Regions from separate parts of the Homo sapiens genome. Here region 1 is linked to region 2. A link is a loop called in an ENCODE intact Hi-C map of the cell type or tissue named here. Cell type or tissue: mucosa of descending colon. All regions are shown on one strand. Links, peaks and the distances in the headings refer to the core of each region. The heading gives the core; the rest is flanking DNA.

The links. Hi-C counts contacts between places; a loop is a spot of excess contacts. Peaks named below come from ENCODE experiments on the same cell type or tissue, not always from the same donor. Only the 100,000 strongest peaks of a DNase experiment are listed, where the experiment ranks them.
Region 1: a loop joins it to region 2, with 2.9 times the contacts of the local background. A loop is called at or near these places in 10 of 110 quality-filtered maps.

Annotation. Positions count from the first base shown.
Region 1 is chr22:43,026,871-43,029,771 of GRCh38, reverse strand. No RefSeq gene overlaps it. Among named protein-coding and RNA genes, the nearest start is that of TTLL1-AS1, 10 kb to the left of the region's middle. RefSeq lists an enhancer at 1,732-2,232. In mucosa of descending colon, for the core only: no CTCF peak of the experiment used is centred there; a DNase peak (open chromatin) is centred at 1,271.
Region 2 is chr22:42,887,063-42,889,963 of GRCh38, reverse strand. PACSIN2 (protein kinase C and casein kinase substrate in neurons 2) reads left to right here. Exons shown (of 11, transcript NM_001184970.3): 5 at 1,166-1,321. Among named protein-coding and RNA genes, the nearest start is that of ARFGAP3, 31 kb to the right of the region's middle. RefSeq lists an enhancer at 119-178. In mucosa of descending colon, for the core only: no CTCF peak of the experiment used is centred there; a DNase peak (open chromatin) is centred at 1,643.

The DNA.
Region 1 (2,901 bases), core at 253-2,752, 140 kb before region 2:
CTGAGGCAGGAGACTCGCTTGAACCCAGGAGGCAGAGGTTGTGGTGAGCCAGGATCACACCATTGAATTCCAGCCTGGGCAACAAGAGCGAAACTCCGTCTCAAAAAAAAAAAAAAAAAAAAGGGCTAATCTCGAACTCCTGGACTCAAGCGAATCCTCCCACCTCAACCTCCCAACGTGCTGAGATTACAGGCATGAGCCACCATGCTTAGCCGAGTGTTAGGGGCCAGGGGATGTCTCCATTAGCGTTGCCTGGGTATAGAGTGGTCCATCTTGTGAGGTAATGAGTCTCCTGTCAAGGGCAAGTTCAAGCAGAGGGCAGATTCCCCCAGGGGTGCATAGAAGGGACACATGGAAAAGATGTCCTTTCTGCCTCTGAGTGCCCTCAGCTGAAGGTATGTGCTGCACTGACCCAGCTTTCAGGGGAGACCCAGATTTTGCTCTGGGACTTCTGGGATGGGGAAAGAGCCACTTCAGGGGCAGGGAGGAAAGACAGCACCAGCCTGGGAACTGAACGGCATGGAGAAGCCAGGGCGAGGACAGGCCAAGCTCCGTGGCCCTGAGAAGGAATTTCTGCTCACTTGTTGCTTTGTTGAATGTTTCTCCCCCGGCCGGGCGCGGTGGCTCACGCCTGTAATCCCAGCACTTTGGGAGGCCAAGGCGGGCGGATCACGAGGTCAGGAGATCGAGACCATCCCGGCTAAAACGGTGAAACCCCGTCTCTACTAAAAATACAAAAAAAATTAGCCGGGCTTAGTGGCGGGCGCCTGTAGTCCCAGCTACTTGGGAGGCTGAGGCAGGAGAATGGCGTGAACCCGGGAGGCGGAGCTTGCAGTGAGCCGAGATCCCGCCACTGCACTCCAGCCTGGGCAGGAGCTTGTCATCACAGTCCCCTCAGTAGCCCCAGTGTGCAGAATGGTGCTGGACACCTCCAGCTAAAAAGCCTGGGCTCTGTAATTAGGAGTCCGTGGAGGCGCTCCCTGCCCACCTACTGGCTGTGTGAGCTCAGGTTGGCTCCTTCACCTCTCTGAGTCTATTTCCTTACAGATGGTGACATGAGAGTAATGGCTATTCCTACCTCCCAGGTGGCTGAGCTTGTGCACCTGTGCCTGGGTCTGGTTGCTTTCCTGCTATTGTTAGCCGCCATGAAGGCATACCTGCTGTTGGGTGCTGCCCCTCCCCTCCCATGGTTCCCCGGGCAGGCAGTTTTCAGACCCTGCCCACCACCTGCCGGCTTGTGGAGAACAGCCCAGCTGGTAGAGCTGGAACATGGGCCAGTGCCAAGGGAGGGTGAGCTTGGGACTAGCAGAACCCTGGGCTGGAAGAAGGCTGAGTCACAGCCATAAGGTCAGGGGTGTGTCGTGGTGACAGGACATCCACTTCCAGCCTGGAGGGTGCCATGTCTCACATTTGGCACATTTGGGCAAGTGAGCCCAAGCAGAAAGGCTTTGGCAAAGAAAGGAGACAGGAGGGCAGCTGGAAAATTTTGACTAACGGCTGTCAAGGAATCCCTTCATCGTGAGAGTCTTTGGAGTATCAGCCCCCAATCTATACCTGGCCCGGCCCATCACTCAGCCTGGAGTGGCCTTCCCAGCTACAGGCACTGAACCTTCAGGCATCCCCGTGCTCCTCACCATCTTGCCCCAGGGCCACAGCTCATGCCATACCTGTTCCCGGTATGTGGGTCCCCTCCCCATTCCCTCACCTGCTGAACTCCTGCTCATTCCTGAGACCCAGTTAAAACACATTTCTGACCAGGCGCGGTGGCTCACGCCTGTAATCCCAGCACTTTGGGAGGCCAAGGCAGGCGAATCACGAGGTCAGGAGATCGAGATCATCCTGGCTAACACGGCGAAACCCCGTGTCTACTAAAAATACAACAAAATTAGCTGGGCGTGGTGGCGGGCGCCCGTAATCCCAGCTACTTGGGAGGCTGAGGCAGGAGAATGGCGTGAACCCGGGAGGCGGAGCCTGCAATGAGCCGAGATTGTGCCACTAGCCTGGCAACAGAGCGAGACTCCATCTCAAAAAAAAAAAAACATTTCCCTGAGGCTTTCAGCCATCTTCTGATGTAGCCCCTGCCACTGTCCTCTGCCTGCCCTTGACATTTCAGGCTTTGGATAGCACCCAGGCTGGATAGGCCAGCCTGCCCAACATGGTGAAACTCTGTCTCTACAAAAAATACAAAAATTAGCCCGATGTGGCGGTGCGTGCCTGTAGTCCCAGCTACTTGAGGGGCTTGGGGAGGGAGGATTGCTTTAGTCCAGGGGTTCCAGGCTGCAGTGAGCCAAGATCGCACCCCTGCACTCCAGCCTGGGTGATAGAGCAAGACCCTGTCTCAAAAAAAGAAAAGAACTATCAAGCTGTGAAAAGACATGGAGGAGGCAGGGTGCTGTGGCTAAAGCCTGTAATCCTGGCACTTTGGGAGGGCGAGGCAAGCTGATCATTTGAGGCCAGGGGTTCGAGACCAGCCTGGCCAACATGGTAAAACACCATCTCTACTAAAAATACAAAAACTAGGCCAGGTGTGGTGGCTCACACCTGTAATCCCAGCACTTTGGGAGGCAGAGGCAGGCCAATCATTTGAGGTCAGGGGTTTGAGACCAGCCTGGCCAACATGGTAAAACCCCATACTAAAAATACAAAAATTAGGCCGGGCGCCGTGGTTCACACCTGTAATCCCAGCACTTTGGGAGGCCGAGGTGGGTGAATCACCTGAGGTCAGGAGTTTGAGACCAGCCTGGCCAACATGGCGAAAACCTGTCTCTACAAAAAGTATAAAAATGGGCCGGGCGTGGTGGTGGGTGCCTGTAATCCCAGCTACTCAGGAGGCTGAGGCAGGAGAATTGCTTGAACCCAGGAGGCGGAGGTTGCAGTGAGTTGAGATGGTGCCACTGCACT
Region 2 (2,901 bases), core at 87-2,586:
TCCTTTACTTTCTCAATAAACTTGCTTTCACTTTATTTTTTTTTCAAGTCCCTTTGACGATAGAAAGAACTAGTTTACATTTTTCTTTCTCTTGCATAGGTTTTTATCCCAAAATTTCAAACATTGATACCTGTTTTTCTAAAAGTAGCAACCAAAGCCATTGAGTTTTGTCGAGCCTTGGCTAGTTGGAGGCTGTCATCTGTCCACCCCAGCCCTCAGCTTGTGTGCCCCGCCCCTGCCTGCAGCCTCGCCCCCCATTCCTAGCTGGAATGGAGTAGACGGTAGATGTGCCACCCCCAACACCCAGATGTTCTCTGGCCTTGCGCTGCCTTCCTCCGCCTCAGAATCATCCAGAACATGCCTCTGTCCTTCCGGATGGTTTTCTCTGTGTCTCCTTTTCTCTGTGTCTTAGCTTTTGTCACATCTCCTTTCTCTTCTGTTTTGTCCCTGGCCCCATTCATAATGAAACTGTCTGTGTCTCATGAGGCCTTTGCTAATAAACTCCTCCTTCCCTCTAGAATGAAATTTGTGGCTTTGGCTCAAATAAGGAAGGATCTGTTAAGAGTGTGTGTGTGTGTGTGTGTGTGTGTAAAAACCATTAAAACCAGAGGAAATGTGGCTGATGGCCCTGCCCCCTAGTATGGTCCTCTCTCTCATGCTGGGTTCCTCCTTGGAACTTTCTTTGTATTTGCCGATCCTGCGGCCTGGCATGGTCTTCCTGGGATGCCCATAACCCCTCCATGTGCGTGTTCCATGTGCGTGCTCCATGTGCGTGTTCCATGTCATCTCAGTGGCTTTCTCCACCCACCCCATGCTCCGTCTCAGTTGTCCTCCCCTACACTTAATGCCCTCTAATTGACTCTGGCATGTAACTTTTCCTATACTGTATCTGCCTCCTGCAACTCAAATGAAAGCTTCACAAAGACCTTGTGTTTCTTGCTGTGTTCCTGGTGCCTCGAACCATGCACAGGACAAGCAAGTACTCCATGAATATGTGTTGAGTGCGTTCCTGTTGTGACTGGTTGCTATGATAGTATACATACAATTTTGTACCTGCCTTTTTCTCCCCTCTTGGTAGCACAAGCATTCCCATGGTCTGTGTGACTTCTAGTGAGGATCCTGAACTCCCAGTGACATGGCATTCAGGAACTCATTCTCCCTGTAGGTAGAAGCAGCAAAGAAAGCCCACCATGCAGCGTGCAAAGAGGAGAAGCTGGCTATCTCACGAGAAGCCAACAGCAAGGCAGACCCATCCCTCAACCCTGAACAGCTCAAGAAATTGCAAGACAAAATAGAAAAGTGCAAGCAAGATGTTCTTAAGGTAAACTGTACACTTGTTTTTACACGTCGAGTGTCACCGTGTCAGTTGTTGACGTGTCTGGCATATAGCCTTCTGTAACTGCTTGGGTGAATGGGTGGATAGAGGGATAAATAACCAATAAAACACACCCCTGTCCTCAAGAAGGCCACAGGTGAGTGCCCTAGCACCTCGCCTCACCATAGCCACTGTACCTGCTCAGTCAAGGGACAGAGCCAGGCTCTGGGCAAGCCAGGGGTAAGAGACAGCTCTTGGTGCTCAGAGACACAAGGACAGCTGGGATTGCTGCAGGGAGCTGCTTGTGCCAACATGGGCGTCGCCAGTGGTGGGTGTGAATGGGTGTGGCTGGTGGCAGGTGTGAATGGTTGTGGCCAGTGGTGGGTGTGAATGGGTGTGGTGTGAGCTGGTATGGAGGGTTATGAGGACCAAATCACCAGTGGCCTGGACAGCCAGGCTGAGTAAGGAGCTTAGGATGCTGCTGACCAGGAGCCACTCAGGAAGGCCTGAGCCTGGGTGGGATCAGGGAGGAGGTGAGGAGGGTGAGATGGTTTAGAAGGATTGCTCTGCTTGTGTAGGGAGAGGGGCTGGGGGCAGAGACCTGGGGGAGGGACTGCAGGCTGGGAGCGCTTGTCTGGGGGAGCCAGGTGGGAGGGAGGATGGAGGGGCCCTGCAGTCTCCACAGTGACAGGCCCCGAAAGTGAGGCAGAGGCTGTGGAGCCAGGGGTGGCAGAAGGGTGGTCTTTGGCCAAGGAGAGACCGTGACCAGGCACTGTGGCATCATGGGTGCCCTTCCATTTCTGTTGTGAAGCGGAGATTTTCTGCCCCATGGGTTAATGAGAAATCATTGTGTAAACTATTACATGCTCCGCAGGTGTAGATAAGTGATTCTGCCTGGAAGGTCCTGGAGTCACAGGACTTAAAACCAGACAGCGTCATCGTCTTGTGATTTAAAAGTTCACAGGAAGGGAGGGGCTCAGCCCTCGGCCCCACCTCCCCTCCTTTGGTCAGCCATGAGGGGTGAGGGCTGGGGGGTGTGATTGCCGAGGGCCTGCCCTGCCTCGGTGTTTGGAGAGGAGATTCCCAACCAGGATTTGCAGAGAGAGACGGAATGAGGTAGAGAGAGGCTGCACTCCAGGAAGAGGACATGGGCAGAGGGGAGGCAAGAGGCCTAAGCTGGTTTCACTACCCACCAGCCTTTCCTGGCCCCTGTCAGTTAGGTGGTGGCATCCCTGTTTTGTGAATGAGGAAACCAAGATCAGAGAGGTTAAGTCACGTGCCATCCAGCAGGTGAGAGCAGGAACTTCTGACCTCAAGCCCATACATATGCCCTTTCTCCACTGTTCCTCACTGCTATGCCGTCGGTGTAGCAAGGGGAACACGTCATCTACACGAGAGTTCGTCACTCAGACCAAGTGTCAGAATCCTCTGGGAAACCCCTCTCACTCCCATTGCTGGAGCCAGGAATCTGGGCTTTTGAAGCAGCCCAGGTGCCTCCACGGTGGGATCAGGTGAGGAGCCTGGAACCAACTACTGAGTGGGAGGCACCTGGGCTCAAGAAGCACAAGGTCCGGGAGAACTCTCGG